Linked DNA regions of Homo sapiens: regions 1 and 2 are each linked to region 3. A link is a contact called in ENCODE Hi-C or POLR2A ChIA-PET data. All regions are on one chromosome and are shown on one strand. Each heading gives the region's core, a stretch centred on a gene start or an enhancer-like site at or near the end of the contact. The rest is flanking DNA. Distances are from core to core; before and after follow the strand shown.

Evidence for each region. Hi-C counts contacts between places; a loop is a spot of excess contacts on that map. ChIA-PET counts read pairs that join two places held with the same protein, here RNA polymerase II (POLR2A). Pooled maps may share reads with other maps.
Region 1: a loop to region 3 is called in a pooled map, with 5 times the contacts of the local background. The contact joins the promoter of ACBD4 here to the promoter of CCDC43 in region 3. A Hi-C loop is called at or near these places in 7 of 50 pooled maps. POLR2A ChIA-PET finds 5 or more read pairs at or near these places in 2 of 52 experiments (activated CD4-positive, alpha-beta T cell and activated T-cell).
Region 2: a pooled map shows a loop between it and region 3 (2.7-fold over the local background). The contact joins the enhancer-like site here to the promoter of CCDC43 in region 3. A Hi-C loop is called at or near these places in 1 of 37 single-sample maps with no recorded cell type and 9 of 50 pooled maps. POLR2A ChIA-PET finds 5 or more read pairs at or near these places in 1 of 52 experiments (HEK293).

Annotation. Positions count from the first base shown.
Region 1 is chr17:45,132,875-45,136,936 of GRCh38, reverse strand. It overlaps ACBD4 (acyl-CoA binding domain containing 4), which reads right to left and starts at 1,250. Exons shown (of 10, transcript NM_001135705.3): 1 at 984-1,250; 2 at 705-829; 3 at 317-437; 4 at 161-245. The coding sequence starts at 792. RefSeq lists an enhancer at 3,629-3,698.
Region 2 is chr17:45,075,076-45,079,830 of GRCh38, reverse strand. The region is part of intron 1 of NMT1 (N-myristoyltransferase 1); the gene reads right to left. Among named protein-coding and RNA genes, the nearest start is that of NMT1, 16 kb to the right of the region's middle. Within about 2 kb of position 1,995, at least 3 of the 41 ENCODE cell types and tissues checked have a DNase peak (open chromatin) inside an H3K27ac peak, as active enhancers do.
Region 3 is chr17:44,687,480-44,691,730 of GRCh38, reverse strand. It overlaps CCDC43 (coiled-coil domain containing 43), which reads left to right and starts at 1,955. Exons shown (of 5, transcript NM_144609.3): 1 at 1,955-2,181. The coding sequence starts at 1,978. LOC105371792 (a long non-coding RNA gene) reads right to left here. Exons shown (of 4, transcript XR_007065769.1): 2 at 3,708-3,877; 3 at 3,438-3,553; 4 at 2,718-2,790. It overlaps LOC124904010 (a long non-coding RNA gene), which reads right to left and starts at 1,950. Exons shown (of 2, transcript XR_007065770.1): 1 at 1,877-1,950; 2 at 1,421-1,736. RefSeq lists enhancers at 1,825-1,964, 1,633-2,222.

The sequences.
Region 1 (4,062 bases), core at 1-2,500, 450 kb before region 3:
TGTGCCCAGTCAGGGGCCAAAGATAGGCAGGGTTGGGGGTAACATGAAGGTGGTGATTCCCATGAGGGGGTCCATGTGTAGGAAACGTAGTGGGGGTCAGAACTGGAAGGGTGAGGCCACCTGGCCAGGAGCCTGGGGACAGAGAACCTGCAGCCCTTACCTTCTGTGCCACCAGTTTCATTTCAGTGATGTAGGCAGACATGGCCTCCTCCCTGCTCATCTTGCCCAGACTGTTCCAGGCGTCCCTGGGGGCAGAGGGCTGTGAGAGGGCTGCTTGACAGCTGAGGCTTGTCTGCCCAGCCAGCAGGGAGCTCACCACTTATATCGTCCAATGGGGTCCCAGAACCCGGGCCGGGGGACCAGGCAGGGCCCCATGGTGGCCTGCTTGTAGTAACTGTAGAATCGCAGCATCTCTTCATAGGAGGGGCGGTAAGAACCTGGGCAGAGAGTTGGGAAGCCAGGGCAAAGCATCACTCCCAGCTCCAAGGGGCGGAGGGGCGGGAGAACCCTGCTTGGAAAGGGCAGAGGTGGTGATGGGTCCCACCCAGGGCATCTGGACTAGGATAGGAAGCGGAGGGAACCCCCAGGACAGCCCAGGCAGGGGCTTGTCTGCAAAAACTGCAGTGATCAGGACCATTCTTTCTTCAGAGTCAGACCCCAGGCGTCCTGAATGCGAGTCCAAATGCGAGTCCCCGCAGCCTCACCGTTCTTGGGCAGGTTCTGGATGACGCTCACTGCAGCCTGGAACTGTTTCTGGCAGTCGGGCTCTGGGCTTTCTTTCTCGGTGCCCATGCTGCTGCGAGCCCTGGGGCCCTACTTTTGAGCGACTCTGCAAGAAGCAGCCTTCGTGTGAGGGGGCCTCCAGGGTCCCCCCGGCACCATAAGCCAAGGATTCACTTCCCAGAGGGGCAAACTAAGCTCTTTAGAGGCCTCAGACACCCTGGGAGGTCAGAAGTTGTGGTTGAGGAGCCTCCTTTTCCTACCTCAAGGCAGTGTGGTGGGGTCAGGGTCGCCAGGTGGCGAGGCAGGTGGCGAGGGCCTCAGTGCCAGATGTGTCCGTCCCCAGATGCGCCTCCTTTAGGTGCACATCTCCAACTCCCGAACAGGTGGAGAAACAAGATAGGAGTACTCAGGGCGGGGCGAACAGTCTCCCACCCTGGCCGCCTGCACCTTGGCCCAGCGTGTGCCCCGCGGCGCCCACTGCCAGGACACCTGGGTCCTCTCTCGCCACCACCCCGCGGCTTCCTACTGACCCCGGGGTCCAGCAGGGCCGGGATGGCGACGCAGATCGAGGGGGGGAATTTAGGCCAATGAGAGAGCCTGTTTCACATTCGGCTTACCTACCTCAACCATTCAGCACAGCTCTTTCAAGATCATGCAAATAGTTTCTCAGAGCCTTTCCCAATCAGGCGGGGCTTAATCGAAGGGTCGGACTTCCCAGCCCGGGATGGCCAAGGCGGGCGGCAGCGCCCCCTGGTGCACATAGTGAAAGGTCGTGGCGTCCTAGCGCCCCCTGGTGGAAATCCGCATCTGTTCGCTGATATCCAGGCCTGGCCGATCCGAGGCAACCCACTCAGCTCTCTAGACACTTAGGCACTGGGGATTAAAAAAAGTCATGTCCTGTGGTCAGGTGTTCTAGAGGAAGGACATCACAGCTCAGTTTTGGAAGATGGTCGGGCACGGTGGCTCATGCCTGTAATCCCAGAACTTTGGGAGGCCAAGGCGGGCGGATCACCTGAGGTCAGGAGTTCGAGACCAGCCGGGCCAACATAGTGAAACCCCATCTCTACTAAAAATACACAAATTAGCCGGGCGTGGTGGCGCGCGCCTGTAATCCCAGCTACACGGGAGGCTGAGGCAGGAGAATCGCTTGAACCCGGGAGGTGGAGATTGCAGTGAGCCAAGATTGCCCCACTGCACTCCAGCCTGGGCGAGAGTGAGACTCCATCTCAAAAAAAAAAAAAGAGTAAGCAAAATGGACATCGCAGAATGATGGTTACCAGAGGCTGGGAAGGGTACTGGGGAGGGGGGGAAATGGGTACAAAAATACAGTTAGAATGAATGAGATCCAGTGTTCGGTAGCACAATACAACGATTATAGTTACCAATAATTTATTGTATCTTTTTATTTTGTTTATTTTATTTTATTTATTTATTTTTTTGAGACGGAGTCTCACTCTCTCCCGGGCTGGAGTGCAGTGGCGTGATCTCGGCTCACTGCAATCTCCGCCTCCCGGGTTCACGCCATTCTCCTGCCTCAGCCTCCCGAGCAACTGGGATTACAGGCGCTCGCCACCACGCCCAGCTAATTTTTTGTATTTTTTAGTAGAGACGGGGTTTCACCATATTAGCCAGGATGGTCTCGATCTCCTGACCTCGTGATCCGCCGACCTCGGCCTCCCAAAGTGTTGGGATTACAGGCGTGAGCCACCGCGCCCGGCCTATTGTATCTTTTTAAATTAATTATTTTAAAAACAATTTTTGTAGAGGCAGAAGTCTCATTATGTTGCCCAGGCTGGTCTTCATTCAATACCTGGCCTCAAGTGATCATCCCACCTCTGCCTCCCAAAGTGCTGGGATTACAGGCGTGAGCCACCGCATCCGGCCAATTTATTGTATATTTCAAAATAACTGGGCGGGAAGTGGTGGCTCAGGCCTGTAGTCCCAACACTTTGGGAGGCCAAGGCAAGAGAATTGCTTTGAGGCTGCAGTGAGCTATGATCATGCCACTGCACTCCACCCTGGGCAACCAAGTAGTGAGACCTTGTCTCTAATAAACAAATAAAATACAAATACAAATAACTAAAAGCGGAATTGGAATGTTCCTAATACAAAGGAATGATAAATGCTTGAGGTGATGGTTACTTCAATTACCTTGATTTGATCATTACACATTTTATACCTGTATCAAAACATTACATGCCTCTCCATAATTCTCTGCAACTATTAAGTGTCCATAACAATTAAAAGAAATGTAGACTTAGCCTATCCAACAACAAGAATAACAAAAGGGTAAACCAGGAGAATAAGGAAGGTTGTTTCTGGAGGAAGGAACGGCAGGATCAAAAGCACAAAGGCGAATACGATAATCAAGAAGAAAATTCAGGGCCGGGCGCGGTGGCTCACGCCTGTAATCCCAGCACTTTGGGAGGCCGAGGCGGGCGGATCACGAGGTCAGGAGATCGAGACCATCCCGGCTAAAACGGTGAAACCCCGTCTCTACTAAAAATACAAAAAATTAGCCGGGCGTAGTGGCGGGCGCCTGTAGTCCCAGCTACTTGGGAGGCTGAGGCAGGAGAATGGCGTGAACCCGGGAGGCGGAGCTTGCAGTGAGCCGAGATCCCGCCACTGCACTCCAGCCTGGGCGACGGAGCGAGACTCCGTCTCAAAAAAAAAAAAAAAAAAAAAAAAAAAAAGAAAATTCAGGACCCCAGAGTGGCGTAGGGACCCAAGCCAGTGTGCAGAATCTCTGGGCCTGGGAGATCTGAGGATGGGGTAGAGCAGGGCAAGTAGGTGGCAAATCAGGCCCTGAGCACTAGCCTCTCTGTAGGATGCCACGCCGCTGGCCGCCGCAAAGTGGCGGTGTGCGCCCATGTCTCTGCCGGACCCAGGCCACCGGCCGCAGAAACGCTGCCACCTGGACGTCCCCCACTTCGCGCACGCACTCTGGTGCTTGCATATAAATAGTAAGTGCACACCCGACTCGGCCACCAGAACCTGCACACGGATGCCCACCCACGGGTTGACGTCGCGGACAACTACACCGCGGGTGCCGGGCTGGGGTGCCGGCCTGTCCAAGCCTCGAACCCAGAACCAGTTGCTGGGGACTCCAGGCTCGGCTCCGCCTCACGCTCCCCAGGTCCGTCAGCTCCGAGACTGTGGCTCTCCGAGGGGGCAGCACCTGGCCTGGCACAGGGAGGTTAATCCTATGACGTCACTGCCAACCTCCCCACCCCCATGCCCATCCCTTCGGGTTCGCGCTGCCCCGAGCGGCTCAGCTCCCGGGGTTCTGCCTTCGCTCCCGGCCCTGCGTCCTGTCCCGGCTCTGGTTCCCTGCTGAGG
Region 2 (4,755 bases), core at 746-3,245, 390 kb before region 3:
CTACTTGGGAGGCTGAGGTAGGAGAATGGCGTGAACCTGGGAGGCGGAGCTTGCAGTGAGCCGAGATTGCGCCACTGCACTCCAGCCTGGGCGACAGAGCGAGACTCCGTCTCAAAAAATAAAAATAAATAAATAAATAAAAGAAACATGTCTGTGTGTATGCACGTGTGCATGTGTGCACGTGATCAAGGGGACTTCCTTGTGCTGCTTTCCCCTACATGACACACCCCATGAATGAAGCAAAAAGTTTCTTAGCCTCATTAATGTTTTATTAAATTAAAAAATAGAGACAGGGGTCTCCCTATGTTACCCAGGCTGGTCTCAAATTCTAGGTTTGAGTGATCCTGCTGCCTTGAACTCCCAAAGTGCTGGGATTACAGGTGTGAGCCACCATGCTCAGCCTCTTAGCCACACTGAAAAGTCAAAATTGGCTGGGCGCGGTGGCTTATGCCTGTAATCCCAGCACTTTGGGAAGCCGCGGCAGACAGATCATGAGGTCAGGAGTTCGAGACCAGCCTGACCCACATGGTGAAACCCCGTCTCTACTAAAAATACAAAATTAGCCAGGCGTGGAGGCATGCGCCTGTAATCCCAGCTACTTGGGAGGCTGAGGCAGGAGAACTGCTTGAACCCGGGAGGCTGTGGTTGCAGTGAGCCAATATCATGCCATTGCACTCCAGCTCTGGGCGACAGAGCAAGACTCCATCTTGGGGAAAAAAAAAAAAAGAAAAAGAAAAGAAAAGAAAAAAAGAAAAGTCAAAATTAGGAGTCCAACCTGAGTACAGTGAATCCTAATCTGTAGAATCAGCTAAACACAGAGGTAATTTTAACTGTATATTTTAGACAATCAATTTTCAAATAATTGAAAGGTCCAGCATGGTGGGTCATGCCTGTAATCCCAACACTTTGGGAGGAAAAGGCAGGCGGATCACTTGAGCTCAGGAGTTTGAGACCAGCCTGGGCAACATGGCGAAACCCCGTCTCTAACACAAATCCAAAAATTAGCCAGGTGTGGTGGTGCACACTTGTAGTCCCAACTACTGGGGAGGCTGAGTTGAGAGGTTGGCTTGAAGCCTGGGAGGAGGAGCCTGCAGTGAGCTAAAATCGCACAACTATACTCCAGCCTGGGCAATACAGCCAGACACTGTCTCAAAACAAACAAACAAACAAACAAAAAAACACCAAAACCCCCAAGAATTAAAACAATATAAAATACAATTTTCCATTAACATTATGTTAAATACAATTTATAATTCAGAAAGACTTCAGGGTCTCAAAATGCCTCGGAGTTATTATGAATATTACTATCATCTCACAGACAGATACTGTGTATATATATATATACAGGGAGAAAGTGATCTGAAATCACATGCTGCCAATTCTCTTCACAGAATGTCTTCAGATTCTCCTATCTCTTCCTGTTCCTGGGAGGAATGCTCACATCCAGACTTCATGACCTTACCCTTGGACTTAAGTTACCTCCAGCCTTTTCTGGATCTCTTTGCCTTCACAATCTTTCTGCATCACCTGAACTCTATATAGCTGTGGGACTCACCTCTGTGAAAATGGCTTTCCATGTGTCCCCCCCATGCTTGAAATCCTAGAGTAACAGCGGCTTCTTAACTTGGAAGGTATCAAGCCCAATTTTTCCCTAGGCCTATCACCCTCATTTCCCACTTACGCTGTCCACTCTTGCCTCCCACAGCTTCCATCTGGCCGGGCCTCTCAGTGCCCCTGATGCAGAAAGACTGTGACAGGGAGAGATCCAGTTAAGTCTGAAGGTTCCTTTAGTCCAAGCATAAGGTCATGAAGTCTAGATGCAAGTACACCTACTTGGTATGATATTAATGAGACCCAGAAGGCATTAACATGGAAGGAAGACTGAGAACATTCAAAGGGGAAATAAGGTAACTTCCTTAAAACCAGATGCTCAGCAAAACCCCCAAGGCCATGGCAAACAACAGAAACCATAAAGTCATTTATGGCCTAAAGATAACTTCTTCTTCTTAGTAACTCAATTTTGTTATTGCACACAGGACCATCTGCAGCCTAGGACAACTCTGTGGTTTTCCTACTCCAGATATTTTCACTTCAGTCTCAGGATTACGTGAAGCATTATAAGATTTAAAAACTGGCTCATAGGCTGGGTGCGGTGGCTCACGCCTGTAATCTCAGCACTTTGGGAGGCCAAGGCAGGCGGATCACCTGAGGTCGGGAGTTCGAGACCAGCCTGACCAATAAGGAGAAACCCTGTCTCTACTAAAAATACAAAATTAGCCGGGCGTGGTGGCACATGCCTGTAATCCCAGCTACTCGGGAGGCTGAGGCAGGAGAATCACTTGAACCTGGGAGGTGAAGATTGTGGTAAGCCAAGATTGCACCACTATACTACAGCCTGGGTAAGAAGATCAAAACTCCATCTCAAAAAACAAACAAACAAGACCTGGCTGATATTAGGAGACAAAGCAGTGTCCCATTGTTGGATACAATTTATAATATAAATTCTTATTCATAACAGCTTATGGAACAAATTATCTGGTCCATAACCACAAATTAGCTGGTTCCATAACAGCTTATGGAACAAATTATGGTAATATGAATTACCATAAGAATAACTTTTTATAATTCTACAAAAGAAAGAATCAAAAAGGTAAGGTGAAGAACTGCTGTAGATTAACCAACTGGATACTTACTAAACATAATTTCACATGGGGAAAATAATTACTTCTTCCAACTTTAAAAGTCTTTACAAATATGCAAAATCACTGTAAAAACTACCTTCCTGCCTTTGTTCTTCCTATTTAGCGGAGATACTTCCATGTAGCTATCACCTCATGAACCCAATTTTTGTGGAAGGATCTTGGGCTGAACTCTTGTTCTGCTTTATGCATTGCCAATACAAGTATCTAGAAATCTCCAAGACCGAAACTAAAATCAGAGAGCAAATTTCATTTTCTTTATATTGGCTTGAATTTGTACAAGCAGCCAGTTACTGAGCAAAAATCCTGTTTCAACTTGTACATCAAGCACACGGCTGAAGAACACAGGGAAGTTGTTTTTTCTTTTCTTTTTTTTTTTTTGAGACAGAGTTTCACTCTTGTTGCCCAGGCTGGAGTGCAATGGCACGATCTCAGCTCACTGCAGCCTCCGCCTCCTAGGTTCAAGGGATTCTCCTGCCTCAGCTTCCCAAGTAGTTGGGATTATAAGCATGTGCCATCACACCCAGCTAATTTTTGTATTTTTAGTAGAGACAGGGTCTCACCAAGTTGGTCAGTCTGGTCTCAAACTCCTGACCTCAGGTGATTCACCTGCCTCAGCTTCCCAAAGTACTAGGATTACAGGCATGAGCCACCGTGCCTGGCCACTTTTTTTTTTTTTTCTTTAATGAGTCATTTTCACTGAGCTACCAAGTATTGAGCCCCATCCGTGAGGACACATTATGAGTACACATAGTCTTACAGTCAACACCCCCAAACAGAAGACAACCAATTCAGCAAAACCAGACTTCCAAGGAGCCCACTCCAGTTAGCTTTCATGGTAATTATAATAATTTTAATTATTCATAGGGAACCAAGCTCAGAGGCCTTGAGAGTAGAACTTCAAAAAGCATCCTAGCAAGCCAACGCCACTTCACAGAAGAATGGCCTCAATTTGGACTAAGGGAAAACAAAACTAGAGGACCCCACAGAAGCCAGGCTAATCCTTCTCCAGGAATCTGGCATCATTTTTTGTTTGTTTCTTGATTCATGTTTTTTGTTTTTGAGATGGAGTCTCGCTCTGTCACCCAGGCTGGAGTACAATGGCACAATCTTGGCTCACTGCAGCCTCCTCATCACAGGTTCCAGTGATTCTTCTGCCTCAGCCTCCTGGGTAGCTGGGAATACAGGCACATACCACCATACCCAGCTAATCTGTGTATTTTTAGTAGAGATGAGGTCTCGCCATGTTGGTCAGGCTGGTCTTGAACTCCTGACTTCAGGTGATCTGCCTGCCTCAGCCGCTCAAAGTGCTAGGATTACAGGCGTAAGCCACCGTGCCTGGCCTCTTTTTTTGTTTTGTTTTGAGACGGAGTCTTGCTCTGTTGCCAGCCTGGAGTGCAGTGCCGTGTTCTCAGCTCACTGCAACCTCCGCCTCCTGGGTTCAGCGATTCTCCTGCCTCAGCCTCCTGAGTAGCTGGGACTACCACCATGCCTGGCTAATTTTTCATACTTTTAGTAGAGACGGGGTTTCACCATGTTGGCCAGGCTGGTCTTGAACTCCTGACCTCATGATCTGCCAGCCTTGGCCTCCCAAAGTGCTGGGATTACAGGCGTGAGCCACCACGCCCAGCCATTTTTTTTTTTTTAAGACAAGAGTCTCGCTCTGTTGCCCAGCCTCTAGTGCAGTGGTGTGATCTCGGCTCACTGCAACCTCCACCTCCCAGGTTCAAGCAAATCCTCACACCTCGGCCTCCTGAGTAGCTGGGATTACAGGCGCCCAGCATCAGGCCCAGCTAATTTTTATATTTTTAGTAGAGACGGGGTTTCACCATGTTGGCCAGTCTGGTCTTGGACTCCTGACCTCAAGTGATCCACTCACCTCAGCCTCCCAACATGCTAGGATTACAGGCGTGAGCCACCGCACCTGGCTGTTTGTTCATTTTTGAGACAGGGTCTTGCTCTGTCACCCAGGCTGGAGTGCAGTGGCACGATCATGGCTCACTGCAGCCTCCAGCTCCTGCCTCCAACTCCTGGCTCAAACAATCCTCCTGCTTCA
Region 3 (4,251 bases), core at 706-3,205:
TTGAATCCTGTAGCTCAAGCCATACATGACTCTCTGGAGGCCCCCTAGCAAGCCTTTGAATTCACAGTTCCCCTGCATCTGGATCTACCCCCTTTTTCCCTCCAGTCCCTTTATGTAAAGAACTCCTACCATTCTTCAAGAAAGTTCAAGCATCATCTCCACTGGGAAGCCTTCCTGGATTTCCTATGAACCTCTCCCCACCTGCTTCCAACTCCACTCCAACAGGTAAAGTTAACTCAATCTTCTAGGCATCCTACTGCAATCTCCGCTAGATAAAGCTCCATTAAAACATTTATATCACTATATTGTCATCATTTGTTTAAACATGTCTGTTCCTAATGGATTAAAAACCCCTGAGGACATATATTTTGTGACATTCATTTTTGTGTTTTCAGTGCCAGCAACAATGCCATACTGAAGGTACTCAGTACATATTTGAGGAAGGAGTTAGCCAGGACCTTGCCAGCTTCCTCTGCACTTCAGCTAAAGCCAACCAAATTCTTGGGTAATTCATTCCAGCCCAGAGCCAGGTGTTTTGACGTCAGCTGAAGCTCTCATAACTCTGCCAAAGAAGAGTTCTTGCCACTGGTTAGGCGCCCTCTAGTTGTGTGACTCTCTCCATATCTGTCTCCTTATCTTTAGTGATTTTGTTTGTTCGTTTGTTTGTTTGTTTTTGAGATGGAGTCTCACTGTCGCTCAGGCTGGAGTGCAGCGGCGCGATCTTGGCTCACTGCAACCTCCGCCTTCCGGGTTCCAGCGATTCTGAGTAGCTGGGATTACAGGCCCGCGCCACCACACCTGGCTTTTGTTGTTGTTGTTGTTTGTTTTGAGACGGAATTTCGCTCTTGTTGCCCAGGCTGGAGTGCAATGGCACGATCTCTGCTCACCGCAACCTCCGCCTCCTGGGTTCAAGCGATTCTCCTGCCTCAGCCTCCCACGTAGCTGGGATTACAGGCATGTCCCACCACGCCCGGCTAATTTTGTATTTTTAGTAGAGACGGGGGTTCTCCATTTTGGTCAGGCTAGTCTCGAACTCCAGACCTCAGGTGAGCTGCCCACTTTGGCCTTCCAAAGTGCTGGGATTACGGGAGTGAGCCACCGTGCCCGGCCTTATTTTTGTATTTTTACTAGAGACGGGGTTTCACCATGTCGGCCAGGCTGGTCTCGAACTCCTGACCTCAGGTGATCCACCCGCCTCGGCTTCCCAAACTGTTGGGATTACAGGCGTGAGACATGGCGCCCGGCCTGTCTCCTTATCTTTAAAATGTGGACAATAAAAGCATCTCCCCACAGGGCTGTAGGGAGGATTACAAGAGATAATGCATGAAAAGCTTTTGGCACAGTGCCTAGCAGAGGGTGGGGTACGCTTCTCAAAGAATAGTCCCGTGCACGCGTTGAATCAATGAGTGGAAGAAATAACTTGAGGTTGCCTGTTTATTTACTGAGTGCCTACCATGGAATCAGGGAAGGTTTTCTGCAACCTTTACTTTGACAGGGAAGGGCTTGTACAGGTGAAGGTGGTAGCCGTCGGTAGCGACGACGAGGGTATTCCAGGCTGTCAGGAGGTTCTTGCCAGACAGCTGTGTGGGAGTGGGCGGCCAGCATCCCCCGAAAGCGCGGGGAAGGCAGCTCGGTCGGGTGGAGGAAGCGATGGCATCCACGCTGAGCTCCAGTCCTGGGTAGTTATTAGCCGCGTGACTTTGGCCAAATTACTGCACCTCTCTCAACTTCCCGAACTGTAGAATGAGTCTGTTAAGAATACTCACATGCCAAGCATCTTGTGAGATCACGCGACCGCACGTATGCGAAGACGCGCTTCATCTAGAAAGCACAAAACTCTCAAGCCGGCCGACACGGCTGCGCTCTTTGCACTTACGGGCCTGGGCTTCCTCTTCAGGCATGCGCGGTGGACCTGCGGCGCGGCCCGTCAGGCACTGCGGTAGGCGCCCTAGGGGCTTGCAGGACCCTGACCCCAAGATGGCGGCGCCCAGCGAAGTGGCCGCGATAGCCCCTGGCGAAGGCGATGGCGGAGGCGGCGGCTTTGGCTCCTGGCTGGACGGACGGTTGGAGGCACTGGGAGTGGACCGAGCCGTTTATGGAGCCTACATCTTGGGTATCCTGCAGGAGGAGGAGGAAGAAGAGAAGCTGGACGCTCTGCAGGGGATCCTCTCTGCTTTCCTGGTGAGTAGCCTGGACACATTCCTTCAGCCTCTGGCCAGCATCTGAGGACCTGTCAGTACTTTGCACCCTCCCTCCCCTACCGGGTATCCCAGAGGCTCAGTGGTCTCACCTGGGAGAGGTATACTCCTCTGATATCTGGGCGGCGGGGGAAGGAGGTTGCTCCCCAACCAGGTGTGGGAAGCCTGAAAGCTGCAGGTACACAGAGAGGAAGGGCTTTCTCGTATTCTTGGGGACAAGGCCCTCTCCGATGCTTGTGAGTGAGCCGAGGAGGGTTCTTCCGAAGGCATTGAAATGTCAGAATGGGAATGTTATCATAAATATCTGACGACCAATTCCATTTCCATCCGTTTACAGTGTTCACTGGGGGTATTAAAATGCTCTTGGGAGGTCTGTGCCTATTACAAGGCAGTTCCCAGGGCTGTCCCATGACAGAAGCCTGCAGGAAGTGCCCTTTTGATTCTTATATGGATGTAGGAGTCCATAAAAGGTAAGCTGGTGGTAGAAGTCTTTTCATGCCCACGCAGAACTGAAGCAAACGTCGTGCTTGATCCATTACAGTATTTACAGTAATCATTGGTGGTGGGAAGGAGGGTATGAGAGAGATCAGAGCTTTAACGAAGAGAGAGAAACTTAGTCCTTAGCCTGTTAGAAGCAAGGTATTCAGAAATGTGTACTTTAAGCTATGTTTACATAGTAAGTCACCCAGATGTCCACTTTTTCAACCTGATCATTTCTGCTGCCTTCATCTTCACTTCCCACACCTCCAACATACACACTTATTAGACTGGTTATTACAGATTAAATTGGTTGTAGGTGCTACCTGTGGCTGTCTAACAAATTGTTTCCTTTTAAATACAAGCTTAAAAATAAAATTTACTTGAATCATCACTAAATGCTGTAGAAGCTAGAGTTGTCTCTGCATTCATGGATTAGAGGAGATCCTGGATACCTGATTGCTACTGTGAGAGCCACCTGTCTGTCCATCAAAGGCTTTATCCTCTGGCATTTATTACAATGGACAGGTTAGAAAAATGGGTTCTTTGTTATTCTCAAAACCAATTTTGAAAGGCTAGTAATAGAATCAAAATGTACCATGAGGTGGGGCACAGTGGCTCATGTTTGTAATCTCACCACTTTGGGAGGCTGAGGTGGGAGGATTGCTTGAGGCCAAGAGTTCCACACCACACTGGGCAACATAGCAAGACCCTGTCTCTACAAAAAAATTTAAAAAATTAGCCAGGTATGGTGGCGCATACCTGTAGTCCCAGCTACTCAGAAGTCTGAAGTGGGAGGATCACTTGAGCCTAGGAGGCTGTGGCTGCAGTGAGCCGTGATTGTGCCACTGCACTCCAGCTTGGGTGACAGAGTGACCCTGTCTCAAAGAAAAAAAAATTAGTATAAATATATATAGATATAAATGTACATATTCATATCTCATTTTTTTAAAAGGGTAGAAGGCAGAAACATTTTCAAATCCAAAAGTGTTTTGTGAAAGCGGAAACAAGTGCTAGGAAAAAATCACTCACATTTGGTGGAAGCAGTTCATAGATTGGGTACATGGTTGAAATATAACACTAGTGCAGCTGTCCCAGATTCTTCTGGCAGTAACCCATTTGAGTTCCAGAGCCTCTTCTGGCAAGATTGGCTTATAAATGGGAAAACTTTAACACAGCCTGTGAGGAAGCTTGGAAGTTCACTGGAAATACAAGACAGTGGAATCAATTCTTTTTTTGGACCACAACATTACAGATTATAGGGAGAAAGAGTAGGAGGCAAGCAATTTAAGGTAGTTTTTATTTACAGCTGGGAAGTTTCTAAACACTCCATGAAGCTGTTGAAATAACTTTGAGACTTCTTGGTACCAGCTTCTTGATCAGTCCATCATTATTTGGAGCTGTTTCTGTTGATAAAGGTAGACATTAGTTTGCCTTTTTTTTTTTTTAAGAGAGTCTCGCTCTGTTATAGTAATGTGATCATAACTCACTGTAGCCTTGAACGACTGGACTCAAGCAATCCCCTCTCATCAGCCTCCCAAGTAGCTAGGACTACAGGCACCTGCCATCACATATC